Regions from separate parts of the Homo sapiens genome. Here region 1 is linked to region 2. Evidence: read pairs that join two places in POLR2A ChIA-PET (ENCODE). Cell type or tissue: PC-9. All regions are shown on one strand. Each heading gives the region's core, and the rest is flanking DNA. Links, peaks and the distances in the headings are about the cores only. Region 1 holds the start of SLC47A2 (solute carrier family 47 member 2). Region 2 has its middle 11 kb from the start of RNF112.

Region 1 (8,325 bases), core at 9-8,008, 320 kb before region 2:
ATTTTTTTTTTTTTTTTTTGTATTTTTAGTAGAGACGGGGTTTCACGGTGTTAGCCAGGATGGTCTGGATCTCCTGACCTCGTGATCCGCCCGCCTCGGCCTCCCAAAATGCTGGGATTACAGGTGTGAGCCACTGTGCCCGGCCGCCATATGCACCTTTTTAAAGTATACAATTCAATGGCTTTTAGTAGATTCACAGAGATGTGCAACCAGCATCACAATCAATTTTAGAACATTTTCATGACCCCCCAGAGAAACCCCATATCCGCTTAGCTGTCACCCTATGTGCCCCGCACCCCCCGCTGCCCGCTCTCTGCCAGCCTCTGGAAATCACTCGTCTACTCTCTGTCTCTATGGATTTGCCTATTCTGGACATTTCATAGAAATGGAATCACACACTTTCTGACCTTTTGTGATTGGCTGCTTTCACATAGCATCATGTTTTCAAAGTTCATCCATGTTTTTAGTGGATCAATACTGCATTTCTTTTTATGGCTGAATAATATTCCATTATTGGATATTCCACATCTTGCGATTCCTTTCATCAGTGCATGGACATTTGAGCTTGCCACAGTTTTTGGCAACTGTGAAAAGTGCTGCTGCTGCATTCTGGATCCAACATGAAATGCATGGGCAAGAGGGGGACATGTTCCCTAGAGATCTCAAGAAATGCCCCGTTGTTATTATTTTGTGTACCATTTTAAAAAATAGACTTTCTGTTTTAGAGGTTTACATTTACAGAATTGCACAGAAAGAACAGAGTTTGCAGTGACCTCGTGACCTCCACCCCCACCTCCCCACCAGTTTCCCCATTGACATCTTGCATGAGGATAGTAGTACGTTTGTTACCACTGATTAACAAGTATTGACACACTATTATGAACTAAAGTCCATAATTTACATTAGAGTTCACTAGTGGTGTTGTACATCCTATGGGTTTGCAGAAATAATGCGAGGTATCCACCATTACAGGATCCTACAGAATAGTGTCTCTGCCCTAAAACTCCTCTGTGCTCCACCTGTTCATCCCGAACCCCCACAGCAACCACTGATCTTACTGTTTCTATAGTTTTGCCTTTTGCAGAATATCATAGAGTTGGAATTGTACAGTATGCAGCCTTTTCAGACTGGCTTCTTCCAATTAGATTAGCAATATGCATTTGAGGTTGCTCCATATCTTTTTGTGGCTTGATAGCTCATTTCTTTTTATTGATGAGTAATATTTATTTTTATTTATCGTAGCTTTTCTCCAGATGGAAAGGCCCACCATCTTCCAGCACTTGGCAGTGTCTTCTGGGGGTCTTGCCGCCACTTGCTGAGGGCTTTGCCAGCTGGCTCTGTCTCTCCCCTGGCCTGCAGGATTGGGAGGGGTGATGTCAGCTCAGGGACTGAGCCCTGGTCATTTCTAGGGGTGCAGCACCTGGGCCTGGAAGGTGCCCAGGGAGACCTTGCGGGAGGAGGGAGAGAGGAAGATAGGAAGGGGTGAGGGATGGAGGGAGAGGGTACTAGGTGGAGGCAGAGAGAGAGAGGCAGCTGCCAAAATCTATGAGACAGTTGAGGAGGAGTGGAGGAGGGGCGCCTCAGGGATTTAGCAGTTGTTGGTCACTGTCTGGTGGGAGACCTGGGGGACGAGGCAGGGGGCGGACAGCTCAATCCTCCCCAACTGTCCTTTGCCCTGAATGTGGGGCTGAGCCATCAGCCAGAGTCCCCACCCTCCCAAGGGAGAAATGGGTGTTTTGCAGTCAGGAGGCAGCGGAGAGGGGTTAGAGGAAAGGACATTGGTCCACAGCCCTTGTGGTGCATGTCTCTGGGAGCCAAAGGGCAAATGCAACACCTTTGGGCCCAGTGAGGTGTAACCAAGTGAGAAAAGGTTAACAGAGGCCCTGGACCCAGACTGTACTTGGCAGGACTCCAGGAAATTAGTCACGTGAAGGCAGGGCCCAAGGACCTGGCCCTTGCCCCCAGCAGGCTCCGAGCCTGCAGGAGCTGAGCCCTCAAGTGAGGGGGACTTCCTGGCATGCCCACATGCCTCTTGGCTCTGCCTCAGCGAGGCTGCTGGGGCTGGGGGAGCAGCTCCCCCTGGGTCAAGCTTCCTCTTGCTGGCTGGGAGCCTCCCTAATCCCAGGGTGTGTGCTGGGGGCTTGCCAGGACTCTCCACTCCCTTGCCTCTCCCCGTGCCTCCTGCCATTCCTAGGATTTTGTAGCTTTGGGTCCTCCTTCCCCAAAGAGGTCCTCGATATGCGTGAGTCCTCTCATCACTGACCTCAGGGGTCTTTATCTGCTTGCCCTTGCTCGGGGCCAAGTGTGGACAGCGGGTGGCACAAGAGAGAGCAGAAGAGAGAATGGAGAGGGAGGAATAGAAAGGAGGAAGAGGAGAGTGCTGGTTAAAGGCATGGCCTCTCGGCCACTCCCACCTAGAAGTGGAGGCTGTTCCCTCTCCTGTGAAATTTGGGCGAGTCCATGATTAGCTGTGGTCAACAGGATGAGGCAGAGGGGCATGGGGACCTCCCAGGCTGGCTCTTGACCTGTATGCAGCTTCCACTTGCACCATCGAATGTCCTGTCTTCTGTTCCAGCTCCATGCTGAGATGCCCGTGGTGCACGGGGAGGTCACTCCATGCTGAGATGCCCGTGGTGCGTGGGGAGGTCACTCCATGCTGAGATGCCCGTGGTGCACGGGGAGGTCGCTCCATGCTGAGATACCCGTGGTGCATGGGGAGGTCACTCTATGCTGAGATGCCCGTGGTGCGTGGGGAGGTCACTCTATACTGAGATGCCTGTGGTGCGCGGGGAGATCGCTCCATGCTGAGATGCCCATGGTGCGTGGGGAGGTCACTCTATGCTGAGATGTCCATGGTGCGTTGGGAGGTCGCTCCATGCTGAGATGCCTGTGGTGCACGGGGAGGTCACTTTATGCTGAGATGCCCGTGGTGCATGAGGAGGTCCTATGAGGGGAGGTGGAGATGCTCCGACTGACAGTCTCAGCTGATAGCAGGCACCCACCGCGGCCTGGACATGAGCCTGGAAGACTGGCCAGCCTGGGCCAGTCCCCGGTGACTGCAGACACAGCTAGACTAGGGGAGGCAGAAGGACCACCCAACTCGCCGCACAGACTCATGACACAGATGATAATGGTTTTAAGACACCAATTTTGGGGGGGCTGGTAATAGATAAATGAGGCAGGGTGTGTAGCCATGTTTTCACTTTCATAGCATCCCATCCTCTGGGGGGCCCCCTGCCCCACTTCAGGTAGCTCACAGCTTCCCTCCTTCCCACCCTTTCCACCTCCATTCTTGTTCAGGTTGGCTCTTGCCCCAGTCTTCCAGGAATTTGCCTCTGGGACTGAAGGTGTTTGGGCTGAGTCACCTTTCCCTGAATCACCCTGAGAGTCCAGAGTCTCCCTTCTCAAGGCTGGCGGCTCAGCCCTCTTCTGTATCACCTGGCAATAATGATCTCCTCTCCCCCTTCCTCCCTTCTTCCATCTGCTGACATGATCCCAGTTCGTTTCTACTGTTTCCATCAGAGAACGTGGCTGACACGGCAACTGGCATCGGGAGAATGTCATAGGCCATGTGCCCCAGGAAATAAGGGCCTTGGAAACAAGTGATCAGCTGAGAAGGGAAAGGGTCCAGCATCGCCCGGACTTGCTTGTATATTCTAGGGGATTGGCAGCCCTGTTCCTGAGAGTGAGCTGCTGATCCGTCTGTTGTGTGCAGTATCTGAGACCACAGAAGATGCAGGACTGAAGGGTGGCATGTTGCTCCTGACAGCATTGGAAGCTCTGGAGAGAGGGCAGAGGCTGAAGTCTCGGAGGCTCCCCCCGCCCCAGCCACAGGATGGCGCACAGGGGCCATGTGCAGCTCCGCTCAAAGTATCTCAGGTTCCGGGGCAGAATCCTGGAAAACCCAACTCGGAGCTGAGTCTGCAGGTGGCTGCAGGGCGGTGCTGCTGAGTCTGCAGTTACCACCACAAAAGGAGGGCCTGAAGGCATTGCCAGGAGACTATGGAGGACTCACGGAGCTCTGACACCCCTCACCTGGAGGAGGTGGCTTCCCCCCACCCCCCACTCTGCCTGCACCACCTTTGCCTGGGGCGGCCAATGCATGGCAGTGGAGTCAGTAATCGCCCTTGCTCCTCCCCAGGGTCAAACCCACTGGGGTCTGGGGATTGAAATTCTGAGAGGAGTGTAGGAGGAGAGTGTCTTCCCGAAGAAAATGTAGGAATGCATTGGCTTCTATCACAAAAATCCTGGGAATGTTCCTGAGAAGGGATTTTGGAGATGCTCGGCCTAGGACTGGCCCTCGGGAAGATGACCCGACCTTTGTCCTGTGCAGCTGAGTGCTGAACACTGGTCAGCTCTGGATAAAGCCTGATGTCACCGAGCTGATGGCGGGGCGTCTGCACTGAACACCTTCCAGCTTGGTGGGGGCACGGGAACCAGCTGTCCTCATTAAAAGTGACCTGGAGTGAGATGGATTCTTCTGCCTATACCTCCACGTGTGGGCTCCCTGAACACCCCCATCGCCATGGGCTCCCAAGAAGTATTGCTTCTGGCTGCAGGGCTCACTGCAATGCTGCGACAGGAGGTGACAGGCCAAGGCCAGCAGGTGACTGCTCTCCCCAGAGGCCCTGTCAGCTGGAAGCAGCTGGTTTCACATAACAGAGACCCCAGGCCCAGGTCCCCTGGATGCAGGAGGATTTGCGGCTGCCCTTTTGGAAGAGGTAGGCTGACCATGAGAACTGGCCAAAGGTGAGAAGGACGTGGAGAAGGTGTTGGAGGAGGGAAGTCAGACATACTAGCAATAGCCTGGCCTGCAGGGCTGTAGCTTTCACCTGTACTTCCTCCTGTTTGGTGTCATCATCACAATCACGATGGTGATAAAATGTCTTCTTTCCTCTAGGCAGGTGGTAAAGGTACTATTTGGTGCACAGGTTGGAGAGTGCTGTGATAAGAACCATCAGAACAAGGGCAGGAATGTGACCTCCCAGGTGATCCTGGGAGGATCCAGTGGAGCGTTTCAGAATTCTGTGTCAAAAAAGAAGGCTGCGTGTTGACTGGGGTGGGGCTGTGCCTGTGTTTGGGGCCGCCCATGGGTGTAGCAAACCCTTTTTTTTTTTTTGTATTTGTCCTGCCTCCTCTCCTTCAGGGTCTGCTCCTTCCTCCTCGCGGCTCTGGGGGCTGCATCTCGGAATCCTGCCGGCCACTCCTCCGCTGCAGGGGTGGACATGGGAACCAAGTGGGGCCTTTGGGATGTCTTCAGCCCTCCCACAGCCACTGGCCAGCCTGCCTGCTGTCTTCCTGCCCCCCTCGCTCACTCCTCCTTCTCCTGGGCTGAACCACACCCAAAAGCTTGATCCAGGACTGGGCTAGGTGACCGGTGCAATCCTTAGATGCCTCTCTTGGTTCCCACTGCCCTGCTGGTCTTGAGGCAGGTTGAGGGGGGAGTCACAGGCCATCCCTGCAAGGAAAAGCAGAGAGGGCAATTTGGGAAGGTGACAGAGGACCCTGTGGGACGTCGAGTCACAGCCTTGCTGGGCACAGTGACTGGCGTGCATAGTGAGCTGCTTTCCCAAGCACTGCCACCCCTGGCTCTCAGATATGCTGCTGAAAGGGGTGACGGGCAGTGGGGGGCTTGGGACTCCGCCGAGGTGTCCTAGCTCCCATCCCTATCCCCAGGCCCAGGCCCAGGCCCCTCCAGCATGAAAGGCTAGGGACCGCACTGCCATGGGGTTTGCCAGGCCCCTGTCTCTTGGGAAGCCACCCCTCCCAGGGAAAAGCAGGGCTGAGGGCTGTTCAGGCTCTGCCACCACCTGCTCTGTGACTTCGGGCAGGCCACCAATTCTTCTGAAAAACGGGAGTCACTGTGGGCACCATCACGCCCGGGTACAGGACGCCCAGTGGCTCAGCTGCCCCAGCCAGGCTGCCCTGTCCTGGCCTCAGCACACCTCCCACAGCCACTGCAGGCAGCCCTGGACCTTCTCCTGCTGAGGCCTTACTGCCAATCCCTCTGGGAGACCAGACACAACAGGCAGCGGTCTGGGTGACTCCCAGGAACCTGTCCTCCCTAGTGGCTGAGGCAGTAGGCTTGGCAGCAGGGACTCAGTGCCCTAGGAGGCAGGGCTCATCCCACAAGTTGCCATGGTAGCCCCTCCTCCTGCCCCTTACTCATCAGCCAGGCTGTACCGACACGGGCTGCCCAGGCAGGGGGTGGCTCGCTGGACAAAGCTGGCCGTGCAGGCGCTCAGGCGTGCAGGGTAGCCAGTGCCCCGGCCAGGAATGGACAGCCTCCAGGACACAGTGGCCCTGGACCATGGGGGCTGCTGCCCTGCCCTCAGCAGGCTGGTTCCCAGAGGCTTTGGGACTGAGATGTGGACTCTCTTTGCCCTTTCTGGACCCCTGGTAAGGAGGAGGAGCTGGGGGGCAGGTAGGGAGTGGAGGAAGCTGAGAGGCTGAGGGTGTCTGCCTTGCAGGCAGGATCCAGAAATGTGCTCACATTTTCCCCAGAAACTGCCCATGTTGACTGCCAGGTCCAGAGTCTGGGGACAGCAGGATGGCTCCTGAAAGCTGTCTCTGGACAATCCCCAGTGGCAGTGGGGCCTGACTTTGCTCAGCAGCAGGCAGCCCCCACACAGAAGGGGTGGGTGTGCCTCAGCTGGAAACCCACAAAAGCCTGAGTTGGAAGATGGCTCCAGGACAAATGGGACCCAGAGATGCATGAAGCCTGCAGCACCTTCGCAGGGGGAAGAAGGGGCCGGCTACCCATTTCATTTCCAAAGGGGAAATTGTTTTAAATACATTTATTTTTTCTGATCATGAAGAGGAATAGGCTGGGCGTGCTGCCTCACGCCTGTTATCTCAGCACTTTGGGAGGCCGAGCAGGGAGGATCACCTGAGGTCAGGAGTTGGAGACCAGCCCGGCCAACATGGAGAACCCCCCGACTCTACTAAAAATACAAAAATTAACCAGGCATGGTGGCGGGCGCCTGTAATTCCAGCTACTTGGGAGAGAGAGGCAGAGAATCGCTTGAACCCGGGACGGGTAGGTTGCAGTGAGCCGAGATCGCGCCACTGCACTCCAGCCTGGGCAACAAGGGCGAAACTCCGTCTCAAAAAAAAAAAAAAAAACAAAAAAAACAAAACCAAAAAGGAGTAATGGAATTGCACTTCCTGTAAAACTTTTAGAAAAAAATGAAAGATATAAAGAAGAAAGAAATTTAACTCAAATCCTAGTACTTGGAAATAGCCATTACTAAGATTTTGGTGTATTTAATTCCCCTCCTTTTTTGGGGGTGTGCGGCCTGACCAAATTATTGTTATAATAGGAACTGCAATAGCAGTATCAGACACTTGGGTCAAGCTCAGGGCGCCAGGCACTGCGCTGCGCCAGGCACTGACCCTTCTGGGTAGGGACGTGGAGGCCAGGCGTGACTGCAGCTGCAGAACGCAGAATGGGAGCTGGGCTAGGTCATCCGACCTCCAGCCCTGGCTTCCCCAGGCGTAGGTGACCTCTCGGGGCACTGGTGCGGGGCCCTCAAAGCTGGAGAGGCCTGTCTTGCAGGGCTCGGCTGTGTGGGCACCTGTGGCCCCGAGTCTGACCTGGCCGCTGTCCTCCAGTTCCTGTTCCAGGTGCTGACTTTTATGATCTACATCGTGAGCACTGTGTTCTGCGGGCACCTGGGCAAGGTGGAGCTGGCATCGGTGACCCTCGCGGTGGCCGTGAGTACCCAGCTTGGCCCAGAGCAGGGACGTTCTCTCCCCAGGCTTCTCCACCGGGTTCCCGGGTGGGCCCGTCTTGGGTGGCTGGTCAGGGATGGGAAGACACAGCCCACGTGGCTGGACAGCTGCCTTCACAGGTGGAACCTGAGGGCCGGAGATGGAGGCGGTCTGGCCCTGGGGCACACAGCACATGAGGCTGCTGAGCAGAGCCTCTGCCACCGCTGCCTGCTGGGCAGCATTTCCTGACCCTGGCTCAGCCCAGATGCAGGGGCCTCTCTTCAGGCCTCACCTGACAAGCTCTTGTTTCCTCCTGTGTGTGGCGCCAGTTTGTCAATGTCTGCGGAGTTTCTGTAGGAGTTGGTTTGTCTTCGGCATGTGACACCTTGATGTCTCAGGTGGGTGGCCTCCTGGAGCTGGGCAGGAAGCCAGGCAAGGGCAGAGCCAATTCCACAGGTGCCATGGAGATGGCAGGTGGGAGGGGCGCAGCCAGGTGATCTGGGAGCAATGGGCCCTGGGGTCAGCTGCCCCTGCCCTACCTCCAAGGACCACAGGCTGTCAGGGAAACAGACCCTCCCCTTTGAAAGAGTCTGGGCCAGGAGAAAGGGGTGG
Region 2 (8,325 bases), core at 67-8,066:
TCCATTCCTGAGGTGACCTTTAATCACCTCTTAAAGGTCCCATCTCTCAAACCATTGCATTGAGGATTAAGTTTCCAGCACTTGAACTTTGGAAGACACAGTCACCATCTTGTTTATCTTCTGCCCACTCACCCACCCATGCATTCATTCATTCTCCATTCCTCCAACCATCTATCCATGCATGCACTGATTATCTACCTATTTATCCATCAAGATAAATGCATTATCTACCTATTTATCCATCCACTCACTCAATCACCCATGCACTCATTATCCATCCATTAATTCATCTATGTATCCACCATTCATTTCTTTCTTTTTTTCTTTTTTTTTTTTTTTTTCAGACAGAGTCTTGCTCTATCACCCAGGCGGGAGTGCAGTGGCACAATCTCGGCTCACTGCAACCTCCATCTCCTGGGTTCAGGCAATTCTCCTGCCTCAGCCTCCCGGGTACCTGGGATTACAACTGTGCGCCACCACACCCGGCTAATTTTTTTGTATTTTTAGTAGAAACTTTTGTATTTTTAGTAGAGATGGGTTTTCACCATGTTGGCCAGGCTGGTCTTGAACTTCTGACCTCAAGTCATCTGCCCACCTCCACCTCCCAAAGTGCTGGGATTATAGATATGAGCCACCACACCTGACCTCATTTCTTATATTCTTTCATCCATCCATTCTCCAACTACCAATCCACGCATGCACACATGCATGATTTGCTCCATCCATCCACCCACACATACACACATCTTTTCATCCATCACTCCTCCACTATCTGTGTATCTACTCATCCACCATCTACTCTTACACTTATCCATCCATGCATGGATTCATCCATCTGTCCATGTTACAAACATTTATTGAGCAATACACCAGACATCATACTAGGCTCTGGGAGTAGACTGATGAGCCCTCAGGGTGCTTCCAGTCTACTGGGGAGACAGAAAGGAAAATAAACAAGTACGGGGTGGTAAGTTCTCTGATTAGGTAGAGTGAGGGGAGATGCACGAGGAACAAGCAAAGGCACCTTGCTCAGACCTGGGCACCTAGGAAGGCTTCCCACAAAAGCTGCATCTGAAGGATGAATATGAGGTGGACAGGCAAAGGAATGGGGACAGGCAAACAACATGTGCGGCAAAGAGACCAGCCCATGCAAAGACACAGAGCTGCAAGATAAACAGCTCACCTGGAATGCAGCATGTGAAGCGAGGAGAGGTAAGGGTGATGGGCCAGTCACAGAGAGGTGTGTAAGCCCTCCCTTGGTGTCATCCCTTAGTCCATGCCTGTACGTTGCTTTCTTGCAGGGCTTGGGACACCTGCTGTCCTGCTGAACCAATGGCCTCTGGGTGCTGCTGGCTGTAGTGAGCTGGTGTCCATGCCAACATGGCTGCCTTCCCCATCCGGGTCCTGACCCTGGCCCCAAGGTGCAGCAGCATCTGCTCCCTGTGGCTGCCCTCCTCCTGTCCCCCAGGCCCAGTGGCCCTCCTTGCTCTCGCCACAGCTGTGTCTGTGCCAGGTCCCCTTGTGTGAGCATCAAAGGCCAGGCCTTCCTATCAGCAGCTGGAAGGAAGTCAGAGCTCCCCAGCTTTACTTCTGAAGCCCCCCATCATCAATCTGGTACTAGGCATCCTGAAACAACTAATAATAGTACAATTATCCAACATTTGCTTAGCAATTTAGGGCTCACAATGTGTTGTTATGTGCCCTACTACCTCAACTGATTCTCATAATACAGTGACTATTAGCCCTGCTTTCTGAATGAGGAAACTGAGGTTTAGAGAGCTAAGGAAACCTTCCAATGACAGCCCTGGAAGAAATAAAATGCCCTGACTCCCAATCCCGGGCCGTCCCCTCCTTTCTGGCCTGCTGTGTGCTGTGGTCTCCCAACATTCACACCTCCACACCTTTGCCCCAGCCACTCTCCTTGCCTTGAACACCCTTGCCAGTCTCTGCCTGCCTTCATGAAACCCATCACCCAGGCCCAGGTTGGCTCAGAGTTTCTACAGGGAACCCTTCCTCATCCTTCTCTCTCCTCCCCTTTGCTCTTCAAACTTATGAAATGCCTCCGATGTACCAAGCATGTACCCAGAGTGATGCTGGATGCAGAGACTACAACAAATAACAAGATGTGGTCTGTTAAATAAGATTTATAGGAGGTTATTGGTCTGGATTGAGCTCCTGGATAAGCTCCAACAGATCAAACCAAAAAGGATTCACTCATGCTGAAGTTCCATGCTACAAAGCCAAAACTAAATTGTTTATCTGATCTTCCAAGAAATCAGGACACAAAGAGATAATAGCCAAATCCCCAAACAGGCCACTTTTAGCCAGCATGATAGGAAGTCCCCTCTGCTTTAACTTTTACAAGGAAAGTAACTTTGAAATCAGTCTGCTTTTTGTTCTGTCTGCTTACTTCAGCCCTTTTTGCCTGTAAAGCCAATCTCCTCTGTTCAGCTCGTCAAATAATCATTCTGTTTTATAAGAATGAGGTGTTGCCCAATTCTAAAATTTCAAATAAAAGCCAATTAGGTCTTTAAACTAAATTTATTGTCATTTTGTCTTTTGACAGGTCCCTGCCCTGAGGAGCTCAAAGACTATGTGCAAACAAGGAAGCAGCTGCCTTGCAGCACATCCCTTGCTGTATAGGAGCTGCCCAGGGAAATGTGGGAGCCTGGAGGAAGCCCCTCACTCAGACTTGGGAGTCAGCAAGGCTCAGTCTTGCAGGATAAGGGAGTTAGCAGGGTAAACGTTGTTGAGGGCTGGGACTCCAGACACAGGGGACAGCACGTGCAAAGGCCTGGCAGTGAGTTGGCAGGGCAGGTTCAGTGTGGGTGCGGCTGGAGCACAGGGTGAGGGCTGGCAAGAAGGAAGGATAGAGGCAGGGTAAGGGGACCAAGGTCAGTCAGCAGGGAACAGATGATGGAGGGCCATGTGGCAGATTTTTGGATTTTTGCTGCATGTCAGTGGAGCCATAAACTATTTTAAGCAGGGATACATGTGAACAGATTTGTGTTCTTGAACCATTATTCTGAGCGTCCACCGGGACAGACTGGAGGAGACACCTTGCTACTTTCAACAGCCACTTTGCATTAGGCGCTTTTGAGTACTGACAACATCCTCGAGCTAGGCCTCTAGTGACAGACATCTAGAGCATTGCTAACATTTTGCTATAACAAATAGCACTGTAGCACATATTACTATTCTTACCCCGTTTCCACTTGGGTAAGTATAATTTAAGGATATCTTCACCAACACAGAGCAAAATCATACATATTGATCTTTGCTGATTTTGGCTACAAATGTTAAAGGATGATTTTTGTCTCTTATGCAGGGAGTTTTTCAGTTATCTATCTGCCATGTCAAAAACAGCTTTACTTTATTTTTATTTTATTTATTTATTTATTTTTTATTTTTATTTTTTGAGATGGAGTCTCGCTCTGTCACCCAGGCTGGAGTGCAGTGGCAGGATCTTGGCTCACTGCAACCTCCGCCTCCCGGATTCAAGTGATTCTCCTGCCTTAGCCTCCTGAGTAGCTGGGATTACAGGCGCGCACCACCACGCCCAGCTAATTTTTGTATTTTTAGTAGACATGGGGTTTCACCACGTTGGACAGGCTGGTCTCGAACTCCTGATCTCGTGATCCACCCGCCTCAGCCTCCCAAAGTGCTGGGATTACAGGTGTGAACCACCGCACCCGGCCAATTTTATTTTATTTTTTTGAGATGGAGTCTTGCTCTGTCGCCAGGCTGGAGTGCAGTGGCACTATCTTGGCTTACTGCAACCTCTGATTCGCAGGTTCAAGCAATTCTCCTGCCTCAGCCTCCCAAATAGCTGGGATTACAGGTGCCTGCCACCAAGCCCAAATAACTGGAGCCCCATCTTTTTAACCCTCACAACCCTTGAGGTGGATATAAGCCGCCCACTACCCCACACACACACAATTTTATAGATGAGAAAACAGAGAATTGGAGAAGTTAAATTACTTCCCCAAACCTCATACCAATATCTCATTTGAAGCTTTAACAGTGAAAACAGTCAGGCCTGGGGTAGCCCAACAAACATTTGCTGGATTTATTGAAAAAAGTGGGAAAGACAAAATTCAAATATGGGCTGCCTCTCCAGAGCTATGAAGCATGGGGCACAAGGGGTGGGGTGAGGGTGGGAGGGTGAGGACAGGAAGGAAGGTGGGCTTCAGAGGCAGGTTCGAAGCAGGACATACAAGTTGGGAGGCACTAGCTGATGAGGACAACAGGGGAGAAGGAAGTCATAAGAGTCAAGTTAGAAGACACCTTGAGCACCCTTCTGGATGTCCACACTGGCTAGCAGTCCCTGGCTGCTGGCAGCCAACCTACCATTAGGTATCATCTCCCCTGCTCCAAGTCAGAATCGAGACCAGGCTCCAGACCCCTCTCCTCTGCTGTACCACCCCCATTCCAACTTGCATACTGCCCATTAGGACCCTGGGACTGGAGTATCCAGGCAGTCAGCCAGGAAGTTGACAGATGTGGCCAGCTGGCCCTTGTGGAGCAAACTTCCCTCCACAGACTATGCCCAACTGGATCCAGGACCCATAGACCCCTCTGGAGTAAGAGGCAGCCCCATGCAGCTGGTTTGATAGGCAGACAATGGAGCCAGAGGCCTGCTGCAGTCCAGGCCTCTGCATGTAAGCCTCTGTTGGCCCACTGACCTATGCCATCCTTCAACCTGACTGGCAAGGTTATGTGCGTTCTGGGCAGCACCCAGGCTGTGGCACCAAACAGGCCTTGGTTCAAATACTGGTTCCACTCAACTCACTAGGCAAAGTCACTTCTCTCACTCAAGCTCAGTTTCCTCAGTGGTAAAACTGAAGATACAATTACTCCCATGTAGGGTCAGTGCAGAAAGCCTGGTGAATAGTAGGTGCTCAATAAATGCTAGCCTGGTTTTTTGTTTTTTTGTTTTTTTTTTTGAGACGGAGCTTGCTCTGTTGCCAGGCTAGAGTGCAGTGGCACCATCTTGGCTCACTGCAACCTCCGACCCTCTGGTTCAAATGATTCTCCTGCCTCAGCCTCCCAAGTAGCTGGGATTACAGGCACACACCACCACACCCAGCTAATTTTTGTGTTTTTAGTGGAGACGGGGTTTTACTATGTTGGCCAGGATGGTCTCGAACTCCTGACCTTGTGATCCGCCCGCCTCGGCCTCCCAAAGTGTTGGGATTACAGGCATGAGCCACCGGGCCCGGCCAATGCTACCCTGTTAATCAGCCTTGGAAGCAAGTCTGGGCCACTTACCTCAGTGTGCCCAGATGTCCCCAAGCATCAGTCCTGCCCCATCTTGGATCTCAGACCAACCCCCACAAGACCTCGCCTCTTTTTCTTTGTCAAAGGAAAATCCAAGAGATTCTTACAGAAGAAGGGCTTTTTACACAGTAGGCCTGAGAACAGACATCCAATGGATAAAGAAGTACAGTTTTCCATTAGTTTATTACAATGATAATAATGATCATGTCTATTTACTGGGCTCCTACTATATGCTGAGTCCTTGTAACAACAGAATCTCCCATCCTCCCCACATTTCTCTAAAGGTGAAAATATTGGCTCCATTTTACAGATGAGGAAACTGAGGCTATCCAAGTGACCTGCAGCCAAGCCTATCTCCTATCTAGTCTCTACCATTTGTTTCTCTCTGTCTCTTTCTCTTGCAGACACATGGTATTTCTTCTTCCTCTCTCTCTAACCCCATTTGCTCTCCCTATCACAACACCATAATCCAGGGCCGGGCAGAGCAAAGCAGCCACAGCAGTCATGTCCTTAGCAATCCATAATACAGCATGTTTGCTGACAAAATGAATGTGGAGTACAGTTAGGCAACAGGAAATTAACAGCTGACCCCAGAGGTCAGGAAAGAGGGTGTACAAAAACTGAAATGTGCTTCTGCTTCCTGACAATGAGTCTGATGCCAGAAAGAGCAGAGGTTCCCCACCCACATCAGGCAGCCCTGGACTGCTTGACCCTGACTGATGACCCAGTGCCAAAGAGGAGGGTGGTGACCCATGGAGCCCAGGCCACCCCACCCCACCCACAGGAGCCATCAGGGACAGATGATGGTGTCTGAGAACACTCAGGCCATCAGTCCCTCCCCTGCCTCCCACCAATCCATTTTCCACCTGGCAGCCAGCCCAATTTTTTACAGATGCAAATAAAAATGTGTCACTCCTCACAGGAAGCCTGCTGTGGTGCTAGGAATCTGGGTGGTAGTTCCCAGGTACACATTTGTAAATACTGGTCTACGTCACTCTATGTAACTTAGGCCTCATAATTCTTTTTAAGGAACTTCCACTTGTGGGAAGATGGAGTAGGTATATTTTTTCCTGTACTTCCTGCTAAGTACAACTAAAAACCTGGGACATCACGTACAAGACAAACATGAGAAGACTCTGAAAGGTGGAGAAAAGAAGGCAGGCGGGCCAGGGACATCAGGACTGAGGACAGTGGCGACTCTCCTAGGCTTTCTTTTTGTCTCATTATCCCAGAATGGGTACTGGAGAAGCTGGCAGTCTGGAAATGCCAACAGCCACTACAAAAAAAAACCCTCAACAAAACCTGCTATCTGTAGCCAAAGGACCAGGAAAAGGGCGGCCTGGCAAGACAGAAAATTCCTAGGCAATAAATACCCTACTGCAGCCAAACGCCACAGGAAAGTATGCAGCTCCACCCACCCATGCCACAAAGGCTGAATGGGGAGACTAGACCTCCTCCTGACTAGGCAGTAACGAGGGGTCCCAACATCCCCAGCTGGGTGGTAACAGAGAAGGCCAAGTAGGAGCCAGGACTTGCATCCCAGCCATTACAGGTGCTCTCCCTGACCTTGCAGTGTTAGTGGAGACCACGTGGGGAGCTGAAACTTGCACCCTGTCCAACAGTAACAGGGAATCCCCCTCTTAAGTGTCAACAGAAGCAAACTGAGGAACCTGGACTTCTACCCCCACCTGGCGGTACTGAGGCAGTGCCACCCCTTTCCCGGCCAGAGGGGTGTCAGAGGCCAGCTAAAACAAGTTTAGGCTGGGTGTGGTGGCCAACACCTGTAATCCCAACACTTAGGGAAGTCAAGGTGGGTGAATCACTTGAGGCCAGGAGTTCCGGACCAGCCTGGGCAACATGGTGAAAGCCCATCTCTACTATCAGGTTGATGCAAAAGTAAGTGTTTTTGCCATTAATGGCAAAGTCACAATTACTTTTGCACCAACCTAATAAAAATACAAAATTTAGCCAGGCATGGTAGCATGTCCCTGTAGTCCCAACTACTTGGGAGGCTGAGGCAGGAGAATCGTTTGAACCTGGGAGGTGGAGGTTGCAGTGAGCCAAGATTACGCCACTGCACTCCAGCCTGGGTGACAGAGCAAGACTCAGTCTCAAAAAAACAAACAAACAAACAAACAAAAAACAGGTTTAAATAAGACCCAGCGTTTCATAACATAATACAAAATGTCCACGTTTCAATCAAAAAGTATTAATCATATAAAGAACCAGCAAATCTCAAACTGAATGACAAAGGATAACTGATAGATGCCAACACTGAGATGACTGGGATGTCAGGATTAGCTGACAAAGGTTTAAAATGGCTGTGATAAAATGCTTCAATGAGCAACTGCAAACACACTTGAAACAAATGAAAACATAGAAAGCCTCAGCAAAAAAAAAAAAAGAAAGAAAAGTAAAAGAAAAAAAAAAGAAGGAGCTATAAAGAACCAAATGGAAACTTTAAAACCAAAAAATACAATAATCAAAATAAAAACCTCAGTGGATGGGCTCAAGAGCAGAATGGAGAGGACAGAGGGAACAATCAGTGAATTCCAAGACAAAACAATAGAGCTACCTAATCTGACAAAAGAGAGAAAAAAGACTGGAAAAAATATGAACAGACTCATGGACCTGGGGAACTATCGTACAACAAAGATCTAACATTTGTGTCACTGGAGTCCTTAGAGGAAAGAAGGAGTGTGAGGCAAAAAGAAGTACTCAAATCAATAATGGCTGAAAACTCCCCAAATTTGACAAGAGACATAAGCCAACAACAGATTAAAAAGGTGAGCAAGCCGGGCTCGGTGGCTCACGCCTGTAATCCCAGCACTTTGGGAGGCCGAGGCAGACGGATCATGAGGTCAGGAGATCGAGACCATCCTGGCTAACACGGTGAAACCCCAACATGGTGAAACCCCGTCTCTACTAAAAATACAAAAAATTAGCTGGGCGTGATGGCAGGTGCCTGTAGTCCTGGCTACTCAGGAGGCTGAGGCAGGAGAATGGTGTGAACCCGGGAGGCAGAGCTTGCAGTGAGCCGAGACT

Evidence for each region. Peaks named below come from ENCODE experiments on the same cell type or tissue, not always from the same donor. Only the 100,000 strongest peaks of a DNase experiment are listed, where the experiment ranks them.
Region 1: POLR2A ChIA-PET joins it to region 2 with 11 read pairs; 4 of 35 experiments call an interaction of 5 or more read pairs at or near these places.

The regions. Positions count from the first base shown.
Region 1 is chr17:19,714,507-19,722,831 of GRCh38, reverse strand. SLC47A2 (solute carrier family 47 member 2) reads left to right here and starts at 6,248. Exons shown (of 17, transcript NM_001099646.3): 1 at 6,248-6,399; 2 at 7,615-7,716; 3 at 8,043-8,111. The coding sequence starts at 6,277. It overlaps LOC124903948 (a long non-coding RNA gene), which reads right to left. Exons shown (of 2, transcript XR_007065659.1): 1 at 7,597-8,325; 2 at 404-5,458. RefSeq lists enhancers at 5,073-5,920, 5,921-6,770. In PC-9, for the core only: CTCF peaks have their summits at 3,603 and 3,807 (motif pointing right); a DNase peak (open chromatin) is centred at 3,361; H3K27ac peaks cover 2,880 bases.
Region 2 is chr17:19,396,283-19,404,607 of GRCh38, reverse strand. No RefSeq gene overlaps it. Among named protein-coding and RNA genes, the nearest start is that of RNF112, 11 kb to the left of the region's middle. In PC-9, for the core only: no CTCF peak of the experiment used is centred there; DNase peaks (open chromatin) are centred at 5,857 and 6,227; H3K27ac peaks cover 1,889 bases.